Regions from separate parts of the Mus musculus genome. Here regions 1, 2, 3, 5, 6 and 7 are each linked to region 4. Evidence: chromatin loops called from intact Hi-C (ENCODE). Cell type or tissue: gastrocnemius. All regions are shown on one strand. Region 1 holds the start of Senp3 (SUMO/sentrin specific peptidase 3). Region 2 overlaps Sox15 (SRY (sex determining region Y)-box 15). Region 3 holds the start of Tmem102 (transmembrane protein 102). Region 4 holds the start of Tmem95 (transmembrane protein 95). Region 5 overlaps Polr2a (polymerase (RNA) II (DNA directed) polypeptide A). Region 6 has its middle 29 kb from the start of Polr2a. Region 7 overlaps Gm39566 (predicted gene, 39566).

Region 1 (4,000 bases), 190 kb before region 4:
CATCTTCCTCCTCTTCCTCTTCCTCTTCTTCACTAGCTGAGGCATCAAAAGATGGCCGGGGGGCAGGGAGGCGTCTAGTTGGCACTGTGGTCCCAGACCCAGGATCTGGCCCAAAACCACCACCGGACTTGAGCCGGGGCTTAGGGGGTAGGGGCCAACGAAGACGCTCTCGCCTGGGATTTGAGTAAGTGGTGCCGGGTCCCGGAGGCTCAGGCCCCCAAGACCCGGTCCCCTGTATAGTCTCTTTCATCTTTCAGTACCCTGTAAAACAAAAGTTTGATTATCCAACTGAGGACACCCTACTCCTTTCTCCAAGATCGGAACTGTTCTTCAGCATTGTCCCTCTAATCTCAGATACAGCTAAAGACAAATCTAAAAACTCATAACTTCAGCTCTTCCCAGCCAACCTCGTCCAGAAGGAACTGACTCTGCCATCATTTCGTCCCTTGTCCAGGTAGAGAAGACAAAAGAAAATGACTGACTGGTAGGCCTTAGATATTTTATTTTTAAGCTCTTTGGGTGAAACCCAGTATTTCCAGGCTCAGCTTTAATGCTACTATGGATGTCCTTGGGACAAGTCTGAAGGCTGTTTTGCTAAGAGAGATGGCTCAGCACAGGAACCCAGACACAGGTACCTGGGAAGACAACTTTCACCAGGAAAACTTTGGTCCCCTGTGGGAAGTTCCCTTTCGCCCTGGAATGATATGGGGGTAGGGGGGGAACACACACGTCTCAGGTATGGGGGAGGGTGGTGCGAGGGCAATGGCTCAGGAAATGGAGTGATGAGAGGAAACGTTGAAGAAAACTGCAAGCGAACCGAATCGGTGCTTAGCGACCGAATTAAGGAGATGGGACAGAACGGAGCCGTGGGGGCCAGGCAGACCGGCCCCTCTCCAGTCTTCTCCCAGGAGACCTGATCGCTTCCCGGCCCCAGTATAGTTTGAAAGCTCGGGCGACTCGGCACACAACAGTCTTAAGTCCTTTAAAGGGCTTCCTGGGCCCAGTTAGGTGCGAGCGAAGACCAGAAATGGAAGAGGCCACAAGGGCGGGGGGAGGGGAAGGGGCGTCCTCACCAGGAGCGGGGAAGCCGGGCACACGGGCCCCAAGGCGGCTGTCTCCGACTTAGGCTTTCCGGCTCATCTTTCGGACGGCGGCGACCCCGCCACTCCTGCTATCCTCAGGCGGAGCCGTCTCAATTCACGAAGCCAATGCTCGTGCCGCCCCACTGCGGCCGCCTCTAGCGCGGCTCTAGCCTCCACCTCCACCTCCACCTCCAGCACCGCCGCCACCCCTCCTCCTCCTTCCCCTCCCGCGAGCCCCAGGCCCACCGCCGATGGCGGCGCGCAATTAGTGCGTCACACCCGGCGAGCAGCGCCGGCTCGTGCTCAGTCCCGCCTACCTCAGCGCGTCTAGGCCACCGGACGGTCCCGCCCTCGAGCTCTACGCGGAGCCGAGCCTGCGCACAGTCGCCTGGCTTGCCGCGTGTGGCAGTCCCACGGCTCGCTCTTTTACGCCTGCGTGTCGCGCCTAGCCTCACGCTCTACGTCGCAGCCACACGGTACTCCCTGCTCTTCCGTGGCCTGAGCTTTGGGTGATCTAGTGGGCTTCCCAGTGCATGGCCAGAATGTCAGGGGCCCCGCAAGGATTGGACCAAAGCTAGGCGCTTAGGAAAACGGAGGCCGAACATTGGGTTTTGAGGGCTTTGTTTTTAAAAACAAACAAACAAACAAAAAACAGCTGGGCGTGGTGGCGCACGCCTTTAGTCCCAGCACTTGGGAGGCAGAGGCAGGCGGATTTCTGAGTTCGAGGCCAGCCTGGTCTACAGAGTGAGTTCCAGGACAGCCAAGGCTACACAGAGAAACCCTGTCTCAAAAAACGAAAAAAGAAAAAAAAACAAAAACTTTAAGCAGGGCGTGATTAAATAGTGAGACACGACCGGTGTGCCAGGGCGTCCAGTACATACAAACTTCCCGGATACCAGTCTGATCGTGGAGAGCCTTTCGTTTATTTGTTTGTTAGTTTGTTTGAGACAGGGTCTCACCATTGTAACCCCTGGGTGGCCTGGAACTCACTATTTAGACCAAGTTGGCCTCGAACTCATCGAGATCTGCCTCCCGAGTACTGTGATTTAAGGCGTAAAGCTCAGTGCCCAGCTCGGAAGTGTATAGGAGAATGGGGAGGATGAATGGCATGCATATCGAGGCACCTAACATATATCTTTTTCTAGATAGTAACAAGAATTTGGACGCAATAGGTGAAATACTGAAAGCCGGGCTTCTTGTTAATTGAAGCAGAGGGTACTTGAAGAGTTGGATAAGGTTTTCCCTAGCAGAGACCATAGTCTTTCCTCAACCTGCCGCTAGATGGTGCTGCTGTTCTGGATGCATTCCAGTGGACAAGGCTTGGCACAGTGCGCAAAACCCCCTTCGCACACACAACAAAAGAATTTGGGGCTGTGTGGGAGATAAACACAAAATATTCTACTTTTTTAATATCCATGGAGTCAAAGCCCAGATAGTGGGAGCGGGAAAGGCAAAGGGAGGAACAACAGTCAAGGCAAAGCCATGGAGAGCTGTTCTTGACCGTTCCTTGTCCTTTGTCTAGCCAGTTTTTGGAATGGGAAATCCCCACCCCCTTTATAACAATCATAGTTTCACAAACCCCAGGAATGTTCCATGCGGAGAAAGGCTAAGTTTTGCGTTTGCCCGTGGAATTTTGACAGTGATAATATCCCCTTGATGTAAATGAAAGACACCTGAGGGTGGGGGAAAAAAACATTTCAGACGCTTCGTTCTGCCTGCTCCAGCCCCTCCTCCATTTTGATTTTATGTTTTCAGTTTTTTGTTGGGGAACATGTGCATGTGTGGAGATCAGAAGACAGCTTGAGAGTTGGTTCCTTCCTTTTGCTCTGTGGGTTCTCGGAATCAAACCCAGGAGGTGAGATGTAAGGGATGGAGCAAGTTACTTTCCTAAGTGAGCGGTCTCACTGGCTTTGTTGAATTTTGAAGGCAGTCTCACTCTGTAGCCTAGGCTGACCTTGAACTTTAGGCTAACCTATCACATGGGCTTCATATGTGGGATTATAGGCACGAACCTAGTTGTTCATAGGCGGGTGCCTTTTCTCCCTGCAAGGACTTTGGCATCTTGTTCTTGAGTCTTCAGATTTGCCTCTCCACCCCCGTTCCCAACTCTCTGGTCTAACTCCCCACTCCAAGTCAGCTCTGCTACCTCATATCAACACTCCACGGAGCCCACAGTTCTCACCTGCACTGTAGCAGCTATTGTAGGCACGGTCAGGATCAGAAGGCATACTTCTGATACATCGGAATAGAGTTTCTCTTCTCCCTTGTCCTTCCCGAGATACCACCTGACCCATTGTGAAAGTCACATCATGAAACAGGACCTGTCAGAGAAGGGAGACGCTGAAGAAAACCGGGATGGCACCATTCAGTCCCTGGAGGCCTCAGGAGCACTGGCAGTGGAGCCAGGCAATAAGGAGGGGGTTTTCTAAGTTTAGTATGAGCAGAGGGATCAGGAAAACCCTCCTTACAGACAGGGTACATAGAAAGAAGAGTGACAAGCCAGTCTCCATGTCCACACGGCAGGCTCAGGGCTTATCTGGGATTACCTGACTATAGAGCAGATAAATTCCAGTGTCCCAGACTCGTACAATGTCTCCCTGGGCCTCCAGGCCTCTCCCACGCCTAAGTACTGGTTGCCACATCACCTCTGTCACGTCAGAGTCTGCTAGAGGTGAGGAGTGTGCAGGTCAGCATTTCCTTACCCTCAGTACATGAGCTCTCTCCCTTTTCAGTTCTAGGGTTCTCTTGGCCCCAGCCCCACAGTTCCTGGTTGGTGCCCCTCCCACAGTGCCGTTATTTAAAATAGTGCTTACCCTTGGAGGTAATGTTAACTGGAACAAGATGCAGGACTGAGTGCTTCTCTAAGGAAAGAAGGAGGAAACAGCAGTGTTGACCTGCCCTGGAGTCCACCCTCACCT
Region 2 (4,000 bases), 220 kb before region 4:
GGAGCAGGAGGCCGGCGGGAGCCCTGGAGCGTCTGGGGGACTTCCGCTGGAGAAGGTGAAGCGGCCCATGAACGCCTTCATGGTGTGGAGCTCTGTTCAGCGCCGCCAGATGGCGCAGCAGAACCCCAAGATGCACAACTCTGAGATCTCCAAGCGCTTGGGCGCTCAGTGGAAGCTGCTGGGCGATGAAGAGAAGCGACCCTTCGTGGAGGAGGCTAAGCGTCTTCGTGCCCGCCACCTCCGCGACTATCCCGACTACAAGTACCGACCCCGGCGTAAGAGCAAAAACTCGAGCACCGGGTCTGTCCCCTTTAGCCAAGAAGGAGGTGGCCTGGCATGTGGTGGCTCACACTGGGGGCCAGGGTACACAACTACCCAAGGGAGCAGAGGCTTTGGGTACCAGCCCCCCAACTATTCGACAGCCTACCTGCCTGGCAGTTACACGTGAGTGCCTAATTGTGTCCATCTGTCTGTTCCATGCTTCCCACACGACCCCCTTCCTTGAGAGCTGGGTGGGAACAGAGGCCAGAGTGCCAAGTTAAACCCAAATCCACCCAAGCAGAAGCTACACCAGGCTGAGGGCCCAGAGTTCAGGATAGTGGCTGTTCCATCTCAACTAATGTGTCCTACCTCTGCCTTTTGGATGGCAGTTTCTCCTTGTGGCTGGCCCTTGTGTGACCCATCTTCCTCTCCCAGCCCTGGGGGCAAGGAGAGACCAAGCCCATCCTGTTGCTCCTTCCTGGCCTGCTGCCCCAGGAGGCAAACAGCCGTGCAGCACGCAAGCCGCCTGCTGAGCATGCCCCAACAGAACTACCTTGTTCTTTAAGTCACCCTAGGGTCCCATTCCATGCCTGCTGTACCCAGCAAGGCTGGCTGAATGGCAAGCTCTAACCCTGTCTGCTGCAAACTGGTCAGACCAGTCCCCCACGAAGAGTTGAGGACACTGCCCAATCGATTCAAGAAGACTAACCTCCAGACCCCATGTTTCTTTTTACAGCTCTTCCCACTGCAGACCGGAGGCCCCCTTACCATGCACCTTCCCTCAGAGTGATCCCAGGCTCCAGGGGGAGCTAAGACCCTCTTTCTCCCCTTACCTATCCCCAGACTCTTCCACTCCATATAATACTTCCCTTGCTGGAGCCCCCATGCCAGTAACCCACCTTTAACTGGCAGGGACGCCCAGGGCCAACCCCACAGACCCCTACAGATCTCCAAGGAACCAGAATGCACACTAAACACAATTTTGTACAATTAAAACCATGTTTCGGAGTCTTTTATTGTCCCATTTGTATTCTCTCCCTACAGCAGCAACCAGCGCCTTCACACACCCTTCCGCCAGGACCTGCCTCGGCAGGAACCTCCCCACCCAACCCCAGGGCCCTTATCTGAGTCACTCTCCCTCACCCCCAGAACTGGGCTCCAATAGACCATCCCACCCGGGCAGCACAGGGAAGCAGCCACTAGCTTCCAACCACAGTTTTCTAGGCTCTGTCCTTGGTCCAAAAGGAAGGTAAGTGGACAGGGCCAGAGCATCTGCTCCAGTAAACCAGCTGCTCACAAGGAGGGATCTGGGGAAGTGAGTGAGTGAAGGCAGGGCCTACACAAGCTTTACTGCTCCCACAACCCTGGCTCAGGAGGCTGCAGTTAGAGGAATGGAGGGTGCTTACACTGCACCCGCAGATCAAGTCATGTGGGGAGGACTCTGAGGATGAGTGGAAATGGAATTGTTCTAGAAGCGAGCTCAGCTCTATTGCTCCTTTTTCTGTTTGTGGGGAGCCTTTGCGTTCCAGTAGAAGAGGACCTGGGCAGCAATGAGGCCATTGCAGAGAGAAGAGACCACAAAGACTCCAGCCATGAGGGGGTCTCCAGTTTCCTGTTATGAGAGAGCACAGATCTAGAAAAGTTCCAAGACTCAGCAGAGAATGAGGTTTTAGTGCCCTCTAGTGGGCAGAAGGTGCACTCACCTGAACAGAAGTGAAGATTCGGGCCAAGGAGCCCCCAAACAGCATAAACACTGTAATGGCTGAAAGCTGGCCTGTGTGTCCGTTGCGGTAGTTAGTGGCTGCCTGAAGCAACTAGAGGAGACATTGATACTTTTGGTTCTCTCATCTGACCCTTCTCCGTGACCCGTCACTATTCCTCACGCCCTGCACACTAGCACTCCATAGTTGGAGGTCCTCCTCTGCCTTACACTAGCTCGCGCGCGTACACACACACACACACACACACTCTCACGTCCCTTTGCTTCCTACTTCCCCAGAGTACCCACCTTCCCCACCACCACGGCAGGTACATTGGAGGCCTGGAGCAGAGTGACTACAGCCAGAGGCGTGAGCGGGGAGAGCAGCGCCAGCAGGACCATGGCATAGCAGGCAAGGAAAGCGACTCCTGGGGGTCAGGGAGACAAGGAGTCCTCTTGAGCCTGAGTCCCCACCAAAGTTCCCATACACAATGCCTGCTCTCCAGCCAGTCCCCGGCACCTTTCACGGTCTCTCCTCTGTAGTGCATGACCAGGAAGCAGATGGCAACGGTCTGGAGTGTCAGGAACAGCGCTTCACCCCAAGAGCTGCAGAGTCAAGGGGTGGGAGGAAAAAGGCAGGCCTGGAAAAAGGCAGGGGAAGCCTCCATGCCCCGTCCGGCTCAGCTCTGGGATGAGCCTGTGCTTTTCAGTCTGCCACTCCCACCATGCCTGGCTCACGCAGGGAAGGCTCGCTCCATCCCCATATTTACTTATTAGAACTGCAGGTGCTGGGGCCAGAATAGCTCAGCAAGTAAGGATGTTTGCCTCTGAGTCTGATTGCCTACGTTCCAGCCCCAGGATCCACACACTGCAAGGAGAGAACCAACTCCTACAAGTTGTTCCGTGACCCCTCCCACCTCAAATAAACAAACTGAAAAGAAAAGAATTGTGGGGCTGGGCGGTGGTGGCACATGCCTTTAATCCCAGCAGTTGGGAGGCAGAGGCAGGCGGATTTCTGAGTTTGAGGCCAGCCTGGTCTACAGAGTGAGTTCCAGGACGGCCAGGGCCACACAGAGAAACCCTGTCTTGAAAAACCCAAAGAGAATCTTGGGGATTTGGCTTTGGGCGTGAAGAGTGGACCCTCACTCACCTGAAGGGGAAGTTGTTGGTGATGCTGTAGACCACGGTTCCGGTCAGTGCCACTAGCTCCAGCATTACTGACTGGAGACTCAGTCCTTCTGCACTCTTGGCTCCCAAGAGTTTAAATACCTGGGGCAGCTTGACTGTGGACAAAGCAGCAGGGCTGAGGAAAGGGCACTCTATCCCCAGCCTTGGCATCCTCAGCCTCTCACCTCCCTTCCCTTTACTCCAACAGCAGGAAGGAGCTGTACGTACCGAGAAGTGACCCAGCCACGATGCCCAGCCCGAGGCCTTTGCTGAGGAGAATCTTGAGGCAGGGAACTGAGAAGAGAGAGCAGTCAGCAGAGAGGCCTCTGGCGCCCAGGTGAGGGTTTGAAGTGCTCCTAGGAGCTGTTGCCCTCTCCCTCACCCGTGACCACCACACCTACCACACCAGTAAGTCTCTGGGGGTGGTAGGGATGACAGGGCAAACATCCTTGCTACAGACATCTTCTATTCAGACTGGGTGTGCTGTCACAACAGCTTCTTCCTTCCTGTCCCCCTTCCATTCCCTATAAATACACGTCTAAAATAGTTTTGAGGGCTGCAAAGAGTAGGGTTGTCCCCTTCAGAAGGACCAGGATAACCAGAAGGTTCTGAAATGTATGGTGTGGGCACTTGTCTTTGGAAGGAGGAGCATTTGAAGTAGGCCATCCAGTTCCTGAGGAGAGTAGGGTCAGGGAATTCTTAAGCAATGCCTGTGTAACTAAAAAGCTAACTTTTATCCCTCATTAACCCAGGAGCCACGTGGTAGACGGACAGAAACAACTCCAGAACTTCCATGCATGGCCCCCCTAATAAACTGTACTAACAAAAATGCACTAAGGCCGGGCGTGGTGACGCACTCGGGAGGCAGAGGCA
Region 3 (4,000 bases), 73 kb before region 4:
AACACCATTCCCTCACCTTGCTACCCTCCACTCCTTTTGAAGTCACCTCCAAATCAACCCTTCTTAGTGCAGACACCAGGTGGTTGTCTGCAGGACCCTCTGTCGCCCCGAAAAAAGGAGCATCCGCCGTTTCTGTCTGTTTTCTAGTTGCCCCTTAAATTTCCCGAGGAACAACTGGCACTGCTTAGATCCCACACCCTCCAATCTAACAAGGCCCCCAAGAGAGGAGTGCACCCACGTTGTCAACACTCCTCAAACGTGAACAGGCCCTTAATAAGTCACAGCGCATCAGAGCTTCCTGCGCCAGGGCTTTCTCGTCCTCCCTGGGACTGCTATAACACCCCTTCCTTTCCCCGACGCCCCTCAACCTGTCCTGTCCTGTTGATCCGGGCGACGGGTGCCGCGAGCTCCAGCTCCAGGCTCCTCCCTCCCTGTCACCCGCAAGCGGAGGTTTCCCCCCAACGTCGGCCTAAGCGTCCCGGACCCCCAGGAAGGAGTAAGGATGTCTCTGCAGAGCGCCTCGGTTCGGCAAAGTCAGAGCACTGGGCCTGGAGGTTGGACCAGGCAGAGCGGCGGAGGCAGCGGCAGCGGCTGTGGGAAGCTGAGGCGGCGGCGGCGACAGAGGCTCCCCCTCCTCTGCGAGCCGGCCTGGGGGCGGGGCAGGGGGCGGAGACGCTGGGAGAAGCTGGGCGGGCGGAACCCTGGGGTTCCTTGGAAGCTCTAAGTGGGAACTGTCACAGAGGCAGGCGGAGTAGAGGCAAGGCCTGCAAATCTCGGGGTTCAGAGGAGAGGAGACACGGAGCCTGATATGGCGGGGCTGGGGGCAGGGGGTCGATGGAATAGCCGACAGAGAGAAAATGAAAAGGGATTCTACTGCCTGGGATGGAAGTGAGGACAGAAATGGACGAGGAGAGTTGGGGGGAAAGTGGAGAAACCGGTAGCTGTGCCATCCAGTCTGGGCTGTGATCCGGCCTTAATATCTCTGGTTTGGTATGAGCCAATTGATCAGAACTAGGTTTCCAAAAACCAGTTCCTTCCCGCATTTTGTCAGTAAATACATTCCTACTATCCCTGTCAGACTCTGAAAGAATAGGGGAGAGAGGTTCCGGGAGGCAGTACCGGGACAGAAGGGGCGCCAGCCAGATTTAGAGAACTTGGGCCTCAGGCAGGGTAGAATACTGGGGAAACCTTTTAGAAAAGGGACTTTGGACCCAAGCATACACTGTCTGTATGGAGGGAGCAGCAGTCCCCTGCATGACCCTCTCACCAAAGGAAACACTTTCCATTCCCTTAGGAGTAAAATCTTTAATGGGTCCCGCCCCCTACGCCCGCTAAACCGCCCCCTTTGCGGGCAACCTTGGCTTCCTCTACAGCCTCACGCAAGGCCTGTGCAGGGTCCCCGCGGAGCTGGGCCAATGCCCCGCGCAGAGCAGCGGAGCCGTCTCCCACACGGAGCTTTCGGCCGCTCAAAAAATAATGAGGCAGCGCCCCGGCCTCTAGCACTCGGCTCAGCTCATCCAGTAGCCCAAGGCAACAAGCGCCGGCATTTTCCGGCCGCGCCAAGTAGAGCGCCGGGAGCCGCTCGCACGCCCAGTAGAGCAAGGTCCGCAGGAGGTAGGGCGCAGCGGCTCGGGTCCCCGCCACCAGCGGGCGCAGCAGCGCCTGGGCCGCCGCGTGTGCCTGAAGCAGCGGCGTGGGGATGCGCTCTTTGAGCGCCAGCTCCTGGCGAGCGAAGCACAGCTGCCATCCAGAGGTGCTCGGCTGCTCTGGGAGGCTGCCCGGCACTAGGTAGAAAGAGGCCGATTCAGAGACCAGTGGACCCGCCCACGAGTGGCTCCGAGCCGTGTCAGGCCAGCCTGTCACGGTCACCACCGGGATCAAGTCGAAGAGCAGGAGGTGGCGTGGGGGCTCTGGAGTTGCCAGGAGGACCGTGGTGACACCTGCGTGACGAGCTGCATGAACTAGCCGTGGGGCGCCTGGGACCGGGATCAGGGACTCAGCAACCTCAGCCAACTTAACGAAGAACCAGGAAGTTACTTGGGTCGGGCATAATGTGGGCCATGCCTTTGGAGCCTCCGACGGCTTTGGGACTTGGCTTTCGTCGGCGTCCAAGGCGTCGCTGCTCAGTGTTTCCAATGGCTCAGGAGTTTCAGGATTGGTAATGTCCTTATAAGACGATTGGGACTCTGAAAGGTCACTAGATGATTTTTGCAAAGACATGTGTGGCTCAGGTTCAGGGACATAATCATGTGACGGATCTACAGAGTTTTCCCGGTCGGTGGGACTCTCTTTGCTATGGGTTTGGTGAGTCATATCACTTTCTTCTGGGACAGGAGGTCCTAAGCAATCCTGCCAGGCCTCCCGGACCAAAATTCCACGCATCAGTTCTGGAAGGCGGAGCCATGCAGAACAGGATTCCAGATCCAGTAGCAGCTCGGGCCCAGTGCCATCCAGAGAAAACACAGGCACAAGGAGTGTAAAGCCGGCATCATAATGAGGTCCCCGGGAGTAGGGACCTAAGGGGGCGTGCCCTAAATCTAGGGAACCTTCGCGAATCCCACCACGAAGCAGCAAGAGTTCTGCCTGGGGTGGAAAACGAGGGTCTTGGCGGTGAACCAGACCTAAAGAAGAGAAAGGGTCGTGAAGGTATCCTGGTTCAAAGTCGGGGCAGGAAATGGCGAGGCTGGGGTTTGCAAATTCCCACACTTACCGAGTAGAGCGAAGACAAAATCCTTGGCTCGGAGAAGATCAGCTCCAGGCTTGGGCCCTTCACTCCAACTCTCCTGAACACGGAGCTCCTGAATTAACTGAGTGAGCTCCTGCAGCTGGGCGCCCGAGCAGAAATCTATGTCTGTGAGAGGCCGGGCTGGGGCTGGGGGCGGTGGTCCCCACCAGGGGGCACCCCCCCAGACGGTGGAAGCCATGCTTCGCTAGCGTTTGGTGCAGTTAGCTTTGGCAGGCCTTTCTTTTGCGGCCCCAAACTTGTCCAGTTTTCCCCTCCCTCTGAGGCAGATCAAGGGTTACAGACAGGCCACAAGTGGGTCTTGGAGATGATGTGATCTGTATTTAGTCTTCCTGATGAACAAATGACTATTGCCTTCGGTTTTTTCTAAGCAGGTTGCCCCACGGTAAATCGGTTCACCTGACTCAGCAGGTTAAAAAAAAAAAAAAAGGCTATTTGGTCCCTCCTGGGAATACAATAGCCAATCTTTACCACGAGCCTTTGCCCACCTCCCTTTACCTCTTTTTGAGAAGGGCTTATTGGTCCGCGGCTTTCCGATGAAGGGGTAGCTTCAAAGGTGGTGGACAGAAAGCAACATAAAAGATTCTACAGGTAACTTCCTGGTGGTCACATGTCCACGCCCTTTCTGGAAGCTGTCTGGGTGGCTCCGGACTGGTTCCGCCTCCTGTGAGAGTTCGTTCAGTCACGCCTCTCACCCTGCTGAGATGTTGTTACCCTGGGAGTTGTAGTTTGTGTTCCACGATACAGGTGCAGCGGTGCCTACACACCCTTTCCGTTGTTTCAAAGTAGTGCCTACTGGAAGCTGTAGTTTGTTTGTTTGTTTTCCTTTTTATCCCTTCAATTTATTTAGCTATTTGAGACTGGGTCTCACTGTGCACCTCTGGATGGCTTGGAACTTGCTATGTAGACCTGACTGACTGCATCTCAAACAGTTCATCCTGCCTCTGCCTCCTGAGTTCTGAGATTAAAGACATATGGTACCTTTTATACAAAGTCTTATGTAGCCCAAGATGGCCTGGAGTCACCATGTAGCCCAGGCTGACCCTGAACTCACAGCAGGCTTCCTATTTCAGCTTCCTTGATGAGAGAAGTTACAGGTTCCTGCCACTACACCCAGCTGGAGACAGTATATTATTCTGTCTAATCAGTCCTACACAAACACTCCTTGGAATTGAAGAATAATCGGTTGGATCCGAACAGTAAATAATGAACATTTCCTTCGGTCCAGTTTTGAGGCTCCATGGCCTCTTAGACAAG
Region 4 (4,000 bases):
GGTAGAGAGACGTGATTTCTGCACATTGTTCTCTGATCCCCACACATATGCTGTGGTCTACAGAAGCTTACACACACACACTAAACAACATTCAAAAACAAAATTTGGAGCTGGCCCCCAATTTTAATCCCAGCACCTCTAGAGGCAGAGGCAGGCAGATATCTCTGTGAGTTTGAGGCCAACTTGGTCTACGAAGTGAGTTCCAGGACAGCCAAGACTGTTACACAGAGAAACCCTGACTCACAAAGGAACCCTATCTCAAAAGTTAAAGAGGAAAGGCATGTTGACCCCAGTGGTTCTAACCAGGTTGTGGATGCATCATACTAACCAAGGCTTCACATGGGACGATTTTACTCACCCGGGGGGGGGGGGGGACACAAGCAGGCTGTTTAGAGGCTGTCCAAGCCACTCCAAGTGTGCCCTCCGGACACCCAGTTTGAAAAGTAGATGGAGGCTGGGATCCCATATGAAAAGCTCCCAGTGCTCCCACGAGAACTTATGTCTTCATTTTCCATCTCCTGTCATCCAAACCCCAAGCCCCCAATACAGAGAAGACCGGTACCACCAGAATTCCTCCACCATAAATTGTTGACATTAGGACAGGATTTTCCTGTGTGTCCCAGGATGTCTAGCAAGCTGCCTTGGTCTCCACCCACTAGCGCCAGCCACACATTCCTCCAATTAAAACAAAACTGACTCCAGACATTGCTAAATATCTATTGGGGGGGGGGCACCTCTAACAAGAATTCCTAAGAATTCCCATCCCATCTGCCTGCCCAAGTTGCAGATGGAGTCAGACAGGAATGGAAAGCATCACACAGCAGATTTACACAGGCCCAGAAGGAGGGGGAGGTCCAGGCTGCACAATATTAATACAATGGAGGGACTGTATGCCAGCGGGTTGACTGATGTGGTCTCACCCCAGAGGGAGAGAGTTTTCCAGAACCCTCATTCCCGGATTCCGGATCAGTCATTGGAGGGCCTAGAGCAACATCTACAGGCCAACAGTCCCCCGCTTTCCGGGAATGGACAGAGGGGATGTGGGAGTGGTGGTGGTAAGCGATTCTTTCCTTCTGTAGATAATTTCCTGGCATCATCTGCTGCTCTGTTTGATTGGTGGAACACAGAAAGGGAGGGACTTTCCAGCTGTGGGTGCTTGGGTTCCTGGAGGCCATCTGACACGAATATTGATAGCAGAAGTCTGAGGTTTAGGGTCTGAAAGACTGAGGCTTTGGGGCTGGGTCTAAAAAGTGTTCCCACCCTAAGGGATGTGGAAATTGTGGGCACAGATTTCTTAGAGCTGGGGCTGGAAAAGCTGTCCTCCTCTTCACAAGTCTTTTGCTTGCAGGTTCAGGTACCTGAAAGGAGACAGAGGATGGGAGGCCTGAAGAGAATCAGGGAAGGGGGTTGGGAAGATCCCCACAACTCACTCCACTTGGAGGCTCACAACACCCGAAAGCAGGACAATTCCGAAGATACATAGGAGCAGAATCCTAGCGTCCCACAGATCGTGACTGTCTGCAAGGAACCCAGGAGACCGTGGATGATCCTGTGGATCACACCAGGGAACCTAGGGGGCCTTAGGAGGGTGAGGATTAAAGAACCTGGGTAGCAGTGCTTTTGGGGCCAACAAGACTCCTCCTTGCCCTCGCAGGTGGAGCAGTTGTACAGGATGGTGCTGCCCCCTGCAGGAGACAATAGGAGCAGCGCTGGCAAGCGAAGCCACCGCCTCCAACCCCTTCCTCCCAGCCGCCCAAGCTCCTCAGGCCGTCGCCCTACTCTCTTCGCTCCCCAGGGGGCTCCACGGCCTTTTCTTTTACTCACGGCAGACAGGAGCACAAAGAGCTGCAATGAAAAGCAAGGAGCAGTGGCTGACTTGTTCAGTCATGCCCCACGGGGCTACAAATCCTAGGCGTCTCCTTGGTACCCTCCCCATCAATACCTTCCCTGGTGTACTGGGGGATCCTGGTCTTCTGAAGCCATTGCCAGTATAATGGAATCAAGGAGGTGGATCCTTTTTTCTCTGGAGAGGCACAGCACAGCTATATTGCCCTAGACCTCATCGGAGCTGCCTTCCAGGCCCCCTCCCAGATCGGTCCCTCTCTTCACCTCCCCTCCCCCCATATCCCGTCTCGTCTTGGGTCTTCCTAAGTCTCAAAGTGTCCGTTTTCTCCAGACCTCACCTATGACTCTCAGGACTCGGTGAGTTTTCTCTGTGACTTGCTTCATTGAGACCTCATCTGTGGAGATGGACAAGAAGGAGCTAGAGTAGGCTCTAGAGTTTTGGGGGGTTTTGTGTTGTCTTTTGTTTTTTTGTTTTCCTATTTCCTAGGGCACAGAGTTCTTCCAAAGAGAGAGAGAGGCTAGTGTGTCCAGAAAGGGCTATGGACTGAAGCAATGGCTGAGATGCACAGCTAGGAGCTCGGGCGCCAGCCCCCTTAGGATCCAGTGGTGACTATTGCTGAGCTAACCTTGCATATCTGATATTACCTAAGGCAAAGGCCGAGAAATCTGGGGAAGCCCATTCCTTCCATTTCCACTTCGGCTTCGTCTGGTTATTGAGCTGAGCCAGGCGGTTTGCCAAGGCATGATCTTGGAGACGACAGAAGATACAAGCCTTGGCCACGGCCAAGAAAGCCCCACCCAGAGCCAGCACCCACATGAAGCCTGCTGGGGTATGGAAGGAGTTGGACCCCCTCAGACCAGGGAAGAGTCAGAATTCTCTGAGATCCAGATTCTGACCCTTCATGTCGGAGGTTCTAGACTGATCCAGAACAATGCCATTGTCTTACCCCTCGGCTCCGGTAGAGCCACCCCTGGGCCCCCAAGAACTGGAGGCTAAAACGTATCTCTAGGACGGATAAATCAGGGTTTCTGTTGCAAGGGGATAGTGGCCTTTACACGTCATGGTTCTGAAAGCAATTTATTTTTCTTCTTGTAAGTCACAGTGATAGATGAATGACTCCACCCAATGATGACCATGTTTATGTGTGTATCCCATCCGCCCAGGAACCCAGAAATGCTATCCTTCCCACACCCTCCCCGACTCTCCCAACTCTAGCTCCTGGCTGCCCAGGACAGCCTTAGGCCTTCCTTACCCAGCTATTTCCTAGCAACAGGCTCATGGTTGTCTCAGCAACCAAGAGCTCCCAGAGGTCTCAGAGGCCCAGCTAAGCCCAGAGGCTTTTACCTCTCATAGGAAGGGCCTAGTGTGACTCAAACTCAAACAAGGCCCTCCTGCCTACGTGGCAGCGCAGGCATAAACACACATGCAAACACACACACACACACACACACACATACACACACACCCTATGATTAAACTAAATCTGAATCTGCTTTTACACATACCACAGAAGTACCTGAGCCTGGAGAGTTTCTAAGCAACCCCAAACAGGCCTGGACAGGCCAAGATCACAGAAGGACCAATACACAAGCACAGGAGTCAGCAACACTGATGGGAACCAAGACAGCAGGGAGCCAGGCAGCATCAGATCTATTGACTGGCAGGCGCACACACATGAAAGAGGCCTCTGGACACCATGGTCCAGCCCCACTTCCATACAGGATCCTCTGGAATTCCAGAAGGGAGCTCTAGCCCCCGTGTTGATGGAGGTTCTCCTTGCTCCCTATGTCACCCTAGGATGGAGTGTCCCACAATAGGTGGCTTGGAACATAGTAAAGAAACCTCCCAGAGAGTCCTGGCCTCTTAATGGTTACTGTAGGATAAGATGTCAGCTCCAGTAAAGGAAACCACAGTCTAGGGAGCAGGTTACATTTGATAAGTCAAAGTCCTCCCACCTAGTGCTCAACCCGCCAGAGCTCTGCTAGGTTTAGCCTGGGCAAAGAGGTGCTATCTTACTTTGCCACACTTCTGAATACAGAGGACCCATCCTCAAGCAAAAACAGGCTAGAGAATCCACGATGCTTTCCCAGGATAAGCCCCCGCGTAGACCTTCTGGACCATTCGTGAGTCTTGTGGGGTGGAAGGGGGCAGCTC
Region 5 (4,000 bases), 120 kb before region 4:
GTCTATGAGTGCAGGTGCCCTTGGAGTCAGAGGCATCAGATCCCCTTCATGTGAGTGTGAGTCACTCATGTGGGTTCTGAGAATAAGCTCAGGCCCTCTCCAAGGCCAGTAAATTAACCACTGAGCCATCTCTCTAGTCCTAGCAGCAGACATTTTACCAATTCAAAGAGCCCTCTGTAATTCAATTTCTACCCCAAAACTTTAAGAATACCTCACAGAAAGCCCCTTATTACCCATCTTCCTACCCAAACTAAAACCATGTAATTCCCTTAAAAACAGGCTCTCACACTGAACTCGGAGCCCACCAATGTGGCTATCCTAACAAGCCAGCAAGCCCCAGAGCTCCTCCTTTCCTCACTGCTGGGATTATGGGAGCACACCTCTACACCTGATTTCTTACATGGCTATTAGGAACTGAAACTCAGGTCTTATGCTTGCACAGCTCCCCAGCCCTAAGTGCTGTATCTTTTAAAAAGGGGTAAAAGGCAGGCATAAGGGCCCATGCTTGTTATCCTAGCACCAGGCAGAAAGAGCTCAAGTTTGAGGCAAGCCTGGGTTATGTAACGTGTTCTAGATTAGCCAGAACTATATAGTGAGACCAAGTCTCAAAAAAATCCACCTCATTTTGCATATTGTTAAGTAACTTTTTCTCTTATCTGTTCACAATACCTTCAAAAAAGATTCATTAAGCAAGAAAACCCAAACTTAAAAATATTTATGTCTTAGCAACCAGTAGCCATTTGAAAAAAAAAACAAAAAAACAACAACAAAAAGCAAAAACAAACACATGAGCTGAAGAATATTTTAATTTGTTAAAATAAAGCCAGGTATGGTGACATGTACCTGTCACCCAGGAGGAGGTTTTAGGGTGCGAGGCCAGCCTGAGCCTACAATGGACATCTTGTTTAAATAAACAATGAAATAATAAAATTTCTTACTTAAAACTGTTAAATGCTGTCTGACCTCTCAATCCTTAGCTAACAGCACCCCATTTCATGCTCCAAATCTACTAGTCCTTAGCAATTGCTAAAATTGCAGCTTTGTGATCCAGGCACAGTAGCATTTGCCTATAACCCCAGAACTCAGATCTAAACACTGTCTCAAAAGACAAAAAAGCTAGAGAGCTGACTCAGTGCTTAAGAACATATCACAGGGGCTGGTGAGATGGCTCAGCGGGTAAGAGCACTGACTGCTCTTCCAGAGGTCCTGAGTTCAAATCCCAGAAACCACATGGTGGCTCACAACTACCTATAATGAAATCTGACACCCTCTTCTGGTGTGTCTGAAGACAGCTATAGTGTACTTATGTATAATAATAAATAAATATTAAAAAAAAAAAAAAGAACATATCACAGAGCTGGGTGTGATGGCAAACTCCTTTAAGCTCAGCAGGTACATCTCTGAATCTCTTCGTGAAAGGCCAGCCTGCTCTACAAAGCAAGTTCCACAGTAGCCAGGGCCATACAGAGAACCCTTATCTCAACAAAACAAAACAACAAAAAAACCAAACTACCACCCCCCCCAACCAAACAAGGACAAAACACCCACATATTGTTCTTGCAGATAATTGGAGGGGAGTTTTCAGCAACTGTGTCAGGTCTCCAACACCTCTTCAGACTCCCCCACATACATATGCCATGCACATATGCACACAAAAACACACATCAAATTTTTTTTATTTTTTAATTTTTTGTAAACAACCTGAATACAGCTCCAGGGGATAAGATCCCCTGATCTCAAAAAGACAAAAAACAGTCGGGCGGGGTGGCGCACGCCTTTAATCCCAGCACTTGGGAGGCAGAGGCAGGTGGATTTCTGAGTTCGAGGCCAGCCTGGTCTATAAAGTGAGTTCCAGGACAGCCAGGGCTACACAGAGAAACTCTGTCTCGAAAAAAACCAAAACCAAAACCAAAACAAAACAAAAAATCCCCTGATCTCTAAGAGCACCTCCACCCTTTTCCACACATATCAAAAAACAAAAACAAAACAAAAACCCTACAAAAAAAAGCAAGCCAAACCAAACAAAAAACAATTCAGCTTCTCAAACATATGATGTCATTCAATGGGATCCAGCGCCATCTAATGTTGGAACTGAACCATGTGCAACTAGTAGAGTACAGAGCACCTATACTTCTAGAGTACAGAATACCCTGTGCCCCTGTGATTTTGCTACAGTGCTTTCAAATGTGACAGCAGTTTGGGAACATTGGATCTAGACTATAGGGCAGTTTTGTTCTATTCTAAAGATAGGACCTACGGTATTCAAAAAGGGTTCCTATTAGTAAATATTTAGGTGACTTTCAATTGTCATTTTCAAACAATCTTAAAACGTATTTACCCAAATCATTTTAATTACATGCAAATCAGCACCAGGATCTACTTGGAATGCTAACAGAAAGTTAAGAAAATTAATCCTCCAACAGTGGCAGGCTATTGAAGTAAAACAAAGGGTAGGGGGTTACAGAACGAAGGATGCTATTTAAATGGTCAGAGTAGACATCTAAATACAGAACACACTGACATGAAGAGCAGGCAATAAGGTCTGGGCAGTGTTATTCTAAGCAGCAGAGACTGATTAAATAGCCCCTGAAGCAAGAATAAACTTGCAGTGTTAAAAGCTAAGCAGGTCAGAGTTGCAAAAGGAAACCAAGAAGGGCTAGAGAAATGGCAGAGTGGTTAAAAGCACTTGTTGCTCTTGCAGAGGACCTAGGTTTTATTCCCATCACCCACATGGTGGCTCACTACCTTCAAGAATTCCAGTTTAAGGGGACCCAATGCCCTCTTCTGACTCTCAGGCACCAGGGACACATGTGGTGTACATACATGCATGCTGGCAAAACATTAATAATACTCATAAAATAAATTAATCTAAAAATATTTTTTTAATTTACCAGGAGACTGGTAATAAGATGGAGAGGCAAGCAGGGGCAGAATTTCAAGGAGTCTGGATCCTCCTGAGAGGATGCCATGAAGGGAAGGACCATGATGAAAACATCTCTACAACTACTGGAAGACTGAGGCAGGGCTACTCAGAACAGAGGTCAGTGGGTAGGTACCATCGTAAAGGTAAAGGCTGGCCTGGCCAGGTGGTGGTGGCAGCACTTGGGATGCAGGTCTCTGTGAGGTTGAGGCTAGCCTGGTCTACAGAGCAAGTTCCAGAACTATACAAAGAAACCCTGTCTCAATTTAAAAATTAAATAAATTCTTGGTTTGATGCTGGGTCAAGAGATACATATATTAAAGACTGAATGATCTCCAAAAAGCTAACCAACTTATTCTTCTATCAATAATGCATGAGGTCACTCATCTTCTCATTATTTTTGCTACCAGATTAAGAAACTCTTTTTAACTTGTTATTAGGAAACCTTTAAAAAAATAAAAGATTTATTTTATGAGTACACTGCTGTTGTCTTCAGACACACCAGAAAGGGGCATCAATTTCTATTACAGATGGTTGTGAGCTACCATGTGTGTGTACTCAGGACCTCTGGAAGAGCAGTTAGTGCTCTTAACCACTGAGCCATCTCTCCAGCCCCACCCCACCCCCTTTTATTTTTAATTTGTTAAAGGAAAAAAAAGTCTAACCACGCCAGGTGAGATGGGCTTATGCTCTCAGCACTCAGAAAGGTAAGGCAGAAGAATCACCATTTGCAGGGCAGCCTGAACTGAACAGCAAGATTCTGCTTCAAAATACCAAGAGCTTCAAATACATGTAGCCAAGTGGTCAAGAGCACTTGCCTAGCATGCACAAGGCTGACTTTCAGTCCCAGCAAAATTCAGCCTGGGCTATGAGCTCCAGGATAGCCAGTGCTACATACAGAGACCCTGCTTCAAAAGCAAAACAGAACAAAACCCTGAAAAATCAAACCCTGTCCATCACAGTACAAATTTGTTTCCCAATATACTTATTTTAGTTCTGTTCTAGAGCCTCTGATAAAAGTGGCCCATGTCTGCCTTACTCTTTTAGTACAATGCTTAGCTTACTGTAGGATCATCAGAA
Region 6 (4,000 bases), 150 kb before region 4:
AAAGTAGCCCCAGGACAGCCAGGGCTGTGTGGTGATGTCTCATCTCAAAAAACAAAATCGAAACCCAAAGCATTTAGTAATTTGGTTTTGCTAAGTAGGTTAAAAGCTAAATGTTTACAAAACAACACAGAGATCCTAGGGGACACTATACAAAGTAAGAGAATGATGCCTGAGACACCATGATGGTTAATTTTGTGTATTATGCATGACTATATTAAAGATGTCCAAAGAGCTGGCAAAATGTAATTCCTTAAGGGGTCCTAGAGGGCCTCTCCAGAAGAAATCAACATTAAGATCAATAGACCAAGTGGAGAGGAGTCTCTTTTGCCAGTGCTTGATTCACACAGAACAGGGAGAACCTAGCCCGTCTTCTTGACCTTGGCTCCAGGCTCTCGTGTCTCCAGGCCTCATGTTCAGGTTCTCAGGCTTTTGGCATCAGACTGGGTGATGCCAGGAGCTTTCTAGTTTTCCAGGTTACATTCCACATGCCACGAAGTTCTTGGTCTTCATAATCCTGTGTGCTCTTTATGTGTTCGTTGCCCCTGACGGCTACTGCTTCTCTGGAGGAATCTGAGTTATACACCAAGCTGTCAAAAACCCAAGGTAAAAAGAATCCTGAAAGCACCAGAGGAGAAAACAGGAAGAAATAAATCGTCCAAGAACACCTCACTGGAAACCACGAAGGCCAGGATTCAGTTTGAAATCCCTGAGAACACTACAAGAACCGTAAACCTGCTGTAGCAGAAGCTGAGGTCGGGGGAGATATCCCTTTGAAGGGAGAATGGAGAACTCCAGATAAAAACCAAGCGTCTACCACAAGCAACACTGCTGGGCAGGGAGTATGGAAAAGGGAGTTTCCTATGCTGAAGGAAAAGAGCGCATGTCTCAGGCCCTCAGGAGCACGTGAATTGGGCAACACAGCCTATCTAGGGGGACACAAAACAATACTATTTTCTTCTTTAATTTTTTTTATCGAACTTTAAAGACTTTGATTTTGGTTTTTTTTTTTTTTTAATATTTATTTACTTATTATATGTGAGTACACTGTAGCTGTCTTCAGACACTCCAGAAGAGGGAGTCAGATCTCATTACCGATGGTTGTGAGCCACCATGTGGTTGCTGGGACTTGAACTCAGGACCTTAGGAAGAGCAGTCGGCGCTCTTAACCCCTGAGCCATCTCACCAGCCCCTGATTTTGTTTTTTAAGATAGGGTTTTTCTGTGTAGCCCTGGATGACCAGGCTGGTCTCAAACTTACAGGGATCTGCCTGCCTCTGCCTCCTGAGAGCTGGGGTCAGAGGCATGAACCACCACACTTAGCTTTTATTTGTAGTTTTGGTCAGATTTTGAATTTCTTCCAAAATTATAGTTAGTTAAGCACAGGACTGGGAACGTTGCTTCTGAGACCCATCTCCAATGAGAAAATTCAATTCCACCTGGGAAAGTTACCCTAGAAAAATAAATGCCCATGATTGTTGTTGTTGTTGTTGTTCTTCATCTATTCTTGTTGTTGTTATTATTATTAATAATTTTTTATTATTTTAACATTTTATTTTTATTTATTTATTTTTGGTTTTTTGAGACAGAGTCTCTCTGTGTAGCCCTGGCTGTCCTGGAACTCACTCTATAGACCAGGTTGGCCTCAAACTCAGAAATCCACCTGCCTCTGCCTCCCAAGTGCTGGAATTAAAGGTGTGTGCCATCACTTCCTGGCTCTTAAAATTATATTTTTATACACATTTTCCTGTGTGTGTTTCTATGAGGGTGTCAGATCTCCTGGAACTGGAGTTACAGTTGCCAGCTGCCACTTGGTGCTGGGAATTGAACCCTGGATCCTCTATAAGACCAGCCAGATCCAGGGGCTCCTAACCACTGAGCCATCTCTCTAGCCCCAAGATTTAGAGTTTTTATGTGTATGAGTATATTTTCTGCCAGTATGTAAGTGCGCTGAGTGCATTCTTGGTACGTTCAGTTGCCAGAAGAGGGCGCCATATCCCCTGAATTGGAGTCAAGGACAAGAAACCACCATGGGAGTGCCAGGAACCAAACCTGAGTCTTCTGCAAGAACAGCAAGTGCTCTTAACAACTCCTTTACTGCATCAAAAATATTTATTTGTGTGTATGTGGGTGCCTGAGTGTGGGTTTGTGCATTTGAATGCAGGTATTTTTTTAGAGGCATCAGACAGCCTGGAGCTAGAGTGATTATGAACTTCTGACACAGATGCTGGGAGCTGAACTCAGGTCTTCTGGAAGAGCAGCACATGTGCTCTTAAGTACAGAGTCATCTTTATCACACACACACACACATGAGAGAGAGAGAGAGAGAGAGAGAGAGAGAGAGAGGACAAGACAATTTATAGGAGTTGGTCCTCCCTTGTACCATGTGGGCTCCCAGGGATGGAAATCAGGTCAGCAGGTCAGCAGGCACCTTCACTGGCTGAGCTATATCACAGGCCGTTTTTCCATTTAATTTCCTTAAATATTCAATTTAAACATTTGGAGCTAAATAACATGCCCAAATTAATGAAACTATTAAATGAAAAAAAAAAAAAACTTTTCATAGTGGTAGGAAAGAGGGAAGCAATGCTTCTAAGAACAAAATAATTAAAGTTCAGCCATGTCGTAGTAACAGTCAACCATCTATTTCATGTATTTATCTGTTTGTTTATTTATTTGCCTTATGGGAATTTTATTGCAATACTCTAATGGCTCACTACTTTTTGGCATCTTGTTCTCCAGCTTTCTTTGCCCTTTGTATTTGGGTGGCAAGGAGCCGGGCACTGGCCCGGACCCTAAGACTGGTCAAAGTCTCCCACTCCTCTTCTTCTGGGGCGGCTCTGGCTTTTCCCTTTTTGTAGACATTCCAGATGGGCATCCCAGGTCCTGTAAGCCGGTGGGTAATATAAGTTCTTCAGCGGAACTAGCTCCCTTTGGAGCAGAGGGTTTCCTGGGGGAAAGCATGAGCTTGGAGAGGTGCTGCTCTGCATGCTGGCCTGCTTCTCCTTGGGTCCACGAAGGTGCCACGATGCTGCATCCCACTTTCTCGTGGATACCAGTCACCCTGAGTTCTTCCAGGCTGGAGTCCCTGCCATCTTGGACCTTGGTGTGGTATCTCATCATAGGGCACCTCACTATGGGCCTGATGGGACCTGACACTGGGTGAGGGGGCATTGTGGCACACTTTGGATTCCCGGCCTTGCGTTTGTGGATCTGGTGTGCCAGTTGGTTGAACTGAGTGCCCGTTCACTGCTGCCAATCCTTGTGGAAGAGGGGCTTCTGGATCATGCTATTCTGGCTGGGTGCTATGGCTGCAGCTCTTGTGCTATTTATTTATATTTAGACAGGGCCTCACTACATAGCTCTGACTGGAGTGGAACTTGCTATGAAGATCAGGCTGGTCTCAGACATAGAGTTCTGATTGGCTTTGTGTCCAGAGTTCTAGGATTAAAGCTTTGTACCACCATACCCAGCAGTTAATTATTTTTAAAATGGGCAGGCAGCAAGATGGCTCAGTGGCTCAAGGCATCTGCTACAGAGGCTGAAGCCTGAGTTTGACCCCTGGGAGAGAACCAACTCTCACAAGTTGTCTTTTGAACTCCATTGGCACTATTACATGTGTGCGTGCACACACATGCACATACACGCACACATCCCAAAACCAAATAAAATATAATAAAACTAATAAGGGGCTGGAGAAATGGCTCAGTCATTAAAGTCTATAATCAGTAATGAAAGTTTGGCATGCTGACACTCATGATTCTAATGCTTGAGGGTGTCATGCAAGAAGATTCCAAGCATGAGGCCAATGTCGGCAACATAGCTGACCTCAAAGTTTCATAGAATCCTGTATCTGTATCTCCTGGGAGTCTCACTCTGTAGCTCAGTTTTCTCACTTTCAGGATGTAGTCCAAGCTGGGCTCCAACTAGTAGCAGTCCTGGTGCTTGGCCACCGACATGCTGGAATTACAGACTGAAACCACTATGGCTGGCTTCATAAAACT
Region 7 (4,000 bases), 65 kb before region 4:
GTGGTTGCCTGCCTGGATGTGTACCACATGTGTGCAGTGCTCACATAGGCCAGATGATGGCATTAGGTCCCCTGGGGCTGAAGTTACAGACAGCTGTGAGCCACCTGGTGAGTGCCAGGAATCCAACCTGGGTTCTCTAGAAGAGTAGAAGGAGCTCTTACCAGATAAACTATCTCTCCCATCTTTTCAGGATTTTTTTTTCTTGAGACAAGTTTTCTCTGTGTAACAGCCCTGGCTGCCCTGAAACTCACTTTGTAGGCTAGGCTGGGTTTGAATTCACAGAGATCCACCTGACTCTACCTCCTCCTGAAGAGGATAATTTTTGGTTTTTTTTTTAAAAGGGAGACAGGATCTCAAATAGCCGTGCTGATCTTGAATTCGTAACATAGCTGAGAATTCCTTTAAACTCCTGATCCTCCTACCTCCACTCAAGTGCTGGGGCTCAGGTGTGCAACACAACACTTGGTGAGAATTTTAAATTTTAATTGACATTCTAATAGTCACATTTGGCTAGTGGTTAGTATCTTTTTTTCTTTTTCCCCGAAAATTAACTCTTGAGCCTGGCTATGGAGCTGTGAAGGGTAATAGGAACGTGTTAATTCTGTGCCTGTTTAAGATGGGCATGGTCATTATCCATGGTAGTGCTGGGATGGAGGACCTCAACCAGCCACAGAATGCTTCTCTTGCCTCTTTATTCTCGACGCGAGTTTGTCCCCTCTGTGTTCAAGGTCCTCATCACATTTTGATATCCCCACTCCTTCTGGGTCTCTGAGTTTCTGGGTGCCTCTTGACGGAAGCGTCTGGAACAGAGAGCTTCACACTTTTCTCTGCCAGTCACTAATGGTTTCTGGCGGGAATCAAAGACCACATGACCTGTCCGGAGGCCTGGCCCCGGGTAGTGGGGCTTCCAGTTGATTTTAGGAGGCATAGACATTTGGCGATACTTCTGGCAAGCCGGAGGAACTGTATCCACAGGGTGGTATACCCAGTCTTGTCTGTCTAACCGCCGGGAGGGTTGCTGTAGCTCAATCAGTACAGGCACCTCTGAAAAAGTTTTCATGTCCTCGGAGATCACTTGGGCCTTGGGAGGGCAGGAGTTTTGACTGAAGGGGACAGAAGTCCAGGGTAAGTGCTGCTTGGTATTGTCCTTATGAGAAGCCATCTTACACGCGAAGGATTTCACTGGGGAAGGTGTTAGCATTACTGTCTGAAGTGAGCCTGAGATTTGGGCAGAATCTGTACCTGGAACATAACTTAATCTTTTGGCAAGGCCAGCATCTAGGATAAGGGCCGAGTCCTTGCAGGGAATAGCTTGCTGGGTAAGGCCTGGAGGCTTGAAGCCAGAGCCCCGGCCAAGTGCTGGGTCCTGGTGAGGACAGGGATCGCGCTCTGTGGCAGAGCACTCCTGAAGGTTAGAGCTTTGGCTATGTTCTGAACTGTAAATGCTAACATCTTGGTTAAGGTCCGATCTTTTTTCAGTTTCAGTGGCATTGATGAGGCTGCTGCTCTTGTAGGAGTCAGAGTCTTGGATAAGATCTGGGACTCTACAGATTTGAGAATCTTGGATAAGGCCTAGATTCTTGTAGTCTCCTGAGTCTTGTGTGAGACCTGAGCTCTTATGGAGGCAAGAAGTTTGGACAAGACCTAGGCTCTTATGGGTACTAGATTCCTGAGTAAGTCCCGAGATTTTGTTAACTTCAGAATCTTCGGTATGGTGCCGGTTCTTCTGTGGTCTAGAGTCTTGGGTAAAGCCTACATTCCTGCAGACTCCTGGATATTGTACATTTCCTGTAACATTATTGCCTCCAGACTCTCGACAGGGGTCTGGCCTCTCATAGGTGGTACCTAGGGAGGGGTCTTTATTTTTGTTGATTACAGGATCTTGGTTTAATGGAGCATTCCTATAGACCAGAGAGTCTTGCATAAAGCTCAAAGTACTCTGGCCAGATGTTTCATTAAATATCCCATTCTTGTGGAGACTGGGATGTTGGATGGCATCTAAGGCTGAATGACTCCTGAGAACACCAGCATCTTGGATGGCAGCTGGACTCCTCAGGCCAGAGTCTTGAGAGAGATCTAGATTCTTTTGAAGGCAAGAGTCTTGAGAACCGTTTGGATTTGTGCAGAGGTAAAGATCTTGAGTATGGTTTGGAAACTTGTAGAAACCCAAGTTCTTGTTGACACCTGGGGTCAAGGTAAGCCCGGGGTTCTTGTGAAGGCTTGAATCTTGGGAAAGGCCTGGGTTCTTCTGGAATCCTGGATTTGTGGTAAGGCTTGGGTTCTTGTGGAAGCCTGGATCTTGGGTAAGGCCTGGGTTTTTCTGGAGCTGTGGATTTGGGATAAGGCTTGGGTTCTTCTGGAGTCCTGTGTCTTGTGTAAAGCTGATGTCCTTGAGAACTCCGGAATCCTTGGCAAGTGATGGAGTCTTTTGATGGTCAAGGCCTTGGTTAAGGTTTTGATTCTCGGGGTTTGGAGGTTGGATTAAGGACTGAGCGGTGGTGGAGAACTGAGGAGGGATAGAGAAGTGGGAAGAGGAGGCCATTTGAGGAGAACTGGGAGTTGAGAGAAAGGAGGAGGCTTGTGTTAAACTGGAAGGCTTCAGATGGTTAGACAGAGACACAGCAAACGTTCTGGGAGAAACAAGGGGCAGAGAGAGAGTGCACGGAGCGGGGACGGTGGTCAGTGTGCTCTGGGTGGTGCTGGGGGAGTGAAGGCAGGGTTTCGAGGGTGTGGCATCCTGGGCATAGACCAGGAACTGGTGGTAGAGTGGAGCCTGGGCTTCCTCAGTTTTCCTCTCAGAACGGCAAGGATGAACGCTGCTGTAAGGGAAGGTCTTGGGCTGGGAGAACTTATCTTTGGCATGATCTGAGATCGTCCATTCCATGTTCCCCAACTCCAGGTAGCCCAGCCTAGGCCCTGAAGGAGGCTCAGCAGTGTCCCCACCATGCTGCTTTGGTGTTTGCTCAGCTGTACCAGAATTTACTAGGCCCATCATCTCTTGGGGTCTGGAGAGGATGTTCAAGTCCTTCCGGATGTACCTCGAGTCCTGGGAGCCATGCCTGGGGAAGGTGCTTGGCTTCTCTCTTCGGGCATCATAGACCATATGGCCAGTAGAAAAGCTGGGACCAAAAGTAGCCACTATTGAAGGAACAGAAGATGGGGTAGGGGTAGAGGTGGTGGTGGGAACTTGAACAGGTGCTTGAGTAGTAGTCATGGACAGTGCTAGGGCAGGGGCTGGGGCACAGGTTGGGACAGGGGTCAGAACACAAGTGACTGGAGTAAAGGTTGGAGCTGGGGCAGAGGTTGGGTTGGGCACTGAGGTATGGGCATACAAATGAATCGGAGAATGGGATGGGGCATGTGCTGAGACTTGAGACTCCGTCTCTTTAGGGACATCAGCTTGGGAGTGGGTCAAGGTGTGTACTGGTATTGGGACTGGATCATGGCCTTGGGATTGGAAGGGAGCATATGTAGGAGACTTGGGTGGGGTTTGAGGTGATGTACAGGCTGAGTTTTGCTTAGGGTTGTGGGCTAAATCCCGGGCTGGGGTTGGGGCTGGAATCTGGTGTGAGCTAGAGGGCAGGAGGTGGGGCTGGGCCTGACCCAAGGCATGGGATTGACTATGAGTTGTGGCCTTGACGGGGGCATAGGGTGGGTTGGGGGCTGGCTGACAGGGTGAGGTTGGGGATGGAGCCTTGGCTGGTTTGGAGACTTCACTGAAGGCTGGGATAAAGTCTGGTGCACGGGATGGTGATGCACGGGCTGAGGTATGCTTAACATCCTGTGCCCTGAGTTCAGAGTGCTCTGAGGTCTGAGTCTGGGACTGGGTGGAGAGGTGCTCATGGGTGTTGGTTGAGGTATAGGTTAGAGCCTGGGCTGGAGCATGGGGTGGACTGTCAACTGGTGCCTTAGTCTTGTTGTCTTGCGGTGAAGAGGATGGAGCCATGTTCAGCTTGCTTATCTTTGGAATCTGGGAAGAAATCTCTGGCCTGGCGAAGGA

Evidence for each region. Peaks named below come from ENCODE experiments on the same cell type or tissue, not always from the same donor. Only the 100,000 strongest peaks of a DNase experiment are listed, where the experiment ranks them.
Region 1: it touches region 4 in a loop (2.6-fold over the local background); 17 of 42 quality-filtered maps call a loop at or near these places.
Region 2: a loop joins it to region 4, with 2.0 times the contacts of the local background. A loop is called at or near these places in 2 of 42 quality-filtered maps.
Region 3: it touches region 4 in a loop (4-fold over the local background); 32 of 42 quality-filtered maps call a loop at or near these places.
Region 5: it touches region 4 in a loop (2.7-fold over the local background); 20 of 42 quality-filtered maps call a loop at or near these places.
Region 6: it touches region 4 in a loop (5-fold over the local background); 16 of 42 quality-filtered maps call a loop at or near these places.
Region 7: it touches region 4 in a loop (2.4-fold over the local background); 32 of 42 quality-filtered maps call a loop at or near these places.

Annotation. Positions count from the first base shown.
Region 1 is chr11:69,680,590-69,684,589 of GRCm38, forward strand. Senp3 (SUMO/sentrin specific peptidase 3) reads right to left here and starts at 1,381. Exons shown (of 11, transcript NM_030702.4): 1 at 1,074-1,381; 2 at 1-261. The coding sequence starts at 250. Tnfsfm13 (tumor necrosis factor (ligand) superfamily, membrane-bound member 13) reads right to left here. Exons shown (of 13, transcript NM_001159503.2): 10 at 3,896-3,943; 11 at 3,629-3,744; 12 at 3,265-3,403; 13 at 1,988-2,755. The coding sequence ends at 2,646. Tnfsf13 (tumor necrosis factor (ligand) superfamily, member 13) reads right to left here. Exons shown (of 6, transcript NM_023517.2): 3 at 3,896-3,943; 4 at 3,629-3,747; 5 at 3,265-3,403; 6 at 1,988-2,755. The coding sequence ends at 2,646. It overlaps Tnfsf13os (tumor necrosis factor (ligand) superfamily, member 13, opposite strand), which reads left to right and starts at 1,443. Exons shown (of 3, transcript NR_166809.1): 1 at 1,443-1,558; 2 at 3,815-4,000. In gastrocnemius, a CTCF peak has its summit at 2,363 (motif pointing right); DNase peaks (open chromatin) are centred at 883, 1,396, 2,075, 2,377 and 1 more place; H3K4me3 peaks cover 3,273 bases; H3K27ac peaks cover 3,641 bases.
Region 2 is chr11:69,655,456-69,659,455 of GRCm38, forward strand. Sox15 (SRY (sex determining region Y)-box 15) reads left to right here. Exons shown (of 2, transcript NM_009235.2): 1 at 1-444; 2 at 998-1,272. The coding sequence ends at 1,166. Mpdu1 (mannose-P-dolichol utilization defect 1) reads right to left here. Exons shown (of 7, transcript NM_011900.4): 2 at 3,356-3,421; 3 at 3,111-3,243; 4 at 2,481-2,566; 5 at 2,270-2,388; 6 at 1,965-2,075; 7 at 1,242-1,873. The coding sequence ends at 1,748. Among named protein-coding and RNA genes, the nearest start is that of Sox15, 2.4 kb to the left of the region's middle. In gastrocnemius, CTCF peaks have their summits at 111 (motif pointing right) and 1,955 (motif pointing left); DNase peaks (open chromatin) are centred at 122, 787, 1,430 and 1,950; H3K27ac peaks cover 989 bases.
Region 3 is chr11:69,802,310-69,806,309 of GRCm38, forward strand. It overlaps Tmem102 (transmembrane protein 102), which reads right to left and starts at 3,315. Exons shown (of 2, transcript NM_001033433.4): 1 at 2,711-3,315; 2 at 1,286-2,621. The coding sequence starts at 2,924. The coding sequence ends at 1,306. It overlaps G630025P09Rik (RIKEN cDNA G630025P09 gene), which reads left to right and starts at 1,360. Exons shown (of 1, transcript NR_027913.1): 1 at 1,360-3,729. It also overlaps a transcript of Fgf11 not described here. In gastrocnemius, a CTCF peak has its summit at 1,652; DNase peaks (open chromatin) are centred at 660, 1,631, 2,509 and 2,855; H3K4me3 peaks cover 3,290 bases; H3K27ac peaks cover 2,244 bases.
Region 4 is chr11:69,875,357-69,879,356 of GRCm38, forward strand. It overlaps Tmem95 (transmembrane protein 95), which reads right to left and starts at 2,699. Exons shown (of 7, transcript NM_001195710.2): 1 at 2,491-2,699; 2 at 2,184-2,240; 3 at 1,943-2,023; 4 at 1,825-1,845; 5 at 1,605-1,685; 6 at 1,431-1,518; 7 at 698-1,358. The coding sequence starts at 2,662. The coding sequence ends at 1,328. It overlaps Kctd11 (potassium channel tetramerisation domain containing 11), which reads right to left. Exons shown (of 1, transcript NM_153143.4): 1 at 2,908-4,000. In gastrocnemius, CTCF peaks have their summits at 1,045 and 1,696 (motif pointing left); DNase peaks (open chromatin) are centred at 1,697 and 2,594; H3K4me3 peaks cover 1,781 bases; H3K27ac peaks cover 3,805 bases.
Region 5 is chr11:69,752,831-69,756,830 of GRCm38, forward strand. All of the region lies in intron 1 of Polr2a (polymerase (RNA) II (DNA directed) polypeptide A), which reads right to left. Among named protein-coding and RNA genes, the nearest start is that of Polr2a, 3.8 kb to the right of the region's middle. In gastrocnemius, a CTCF peak has its summit at 2,082; a DNase peak (open chromatin) is centred at 2,077; H3K4me3 peaks cover 665 bases; H3K27ac peaks cover 1,867 bases.
Region 6 is chr11:69,727,283-69,731,282 of GRCm38, forward strand. No RefSeq gene overlaps it. Among named protein-coding and RNA genes, the nearest start is that of Polr2a, 29 kb to the right of the region's middle. In gastrocnemius, a CTCF peak has its summit at 1,973 (motif pointing right); a DNase peak (open chromatin) is centred at 1,982.
Region 7 is chr11:69,810,426-69,814,425 of GRCm38, forward strand. Gm39566 (predicted gene, 39566) reads right to left here. Exons shown (of 3, transcript NM_001378260.1): 3 at 467-4,000. The coding sequence ends at 692. Among named protein-coding and RNA genes, the nearest start is that of Gm39566, 2.9 kb to the right of the region's middle. In gastrocnemius, no CTCF peak of the experiment used is centred here; no DNase peak of the experiment used is centred here.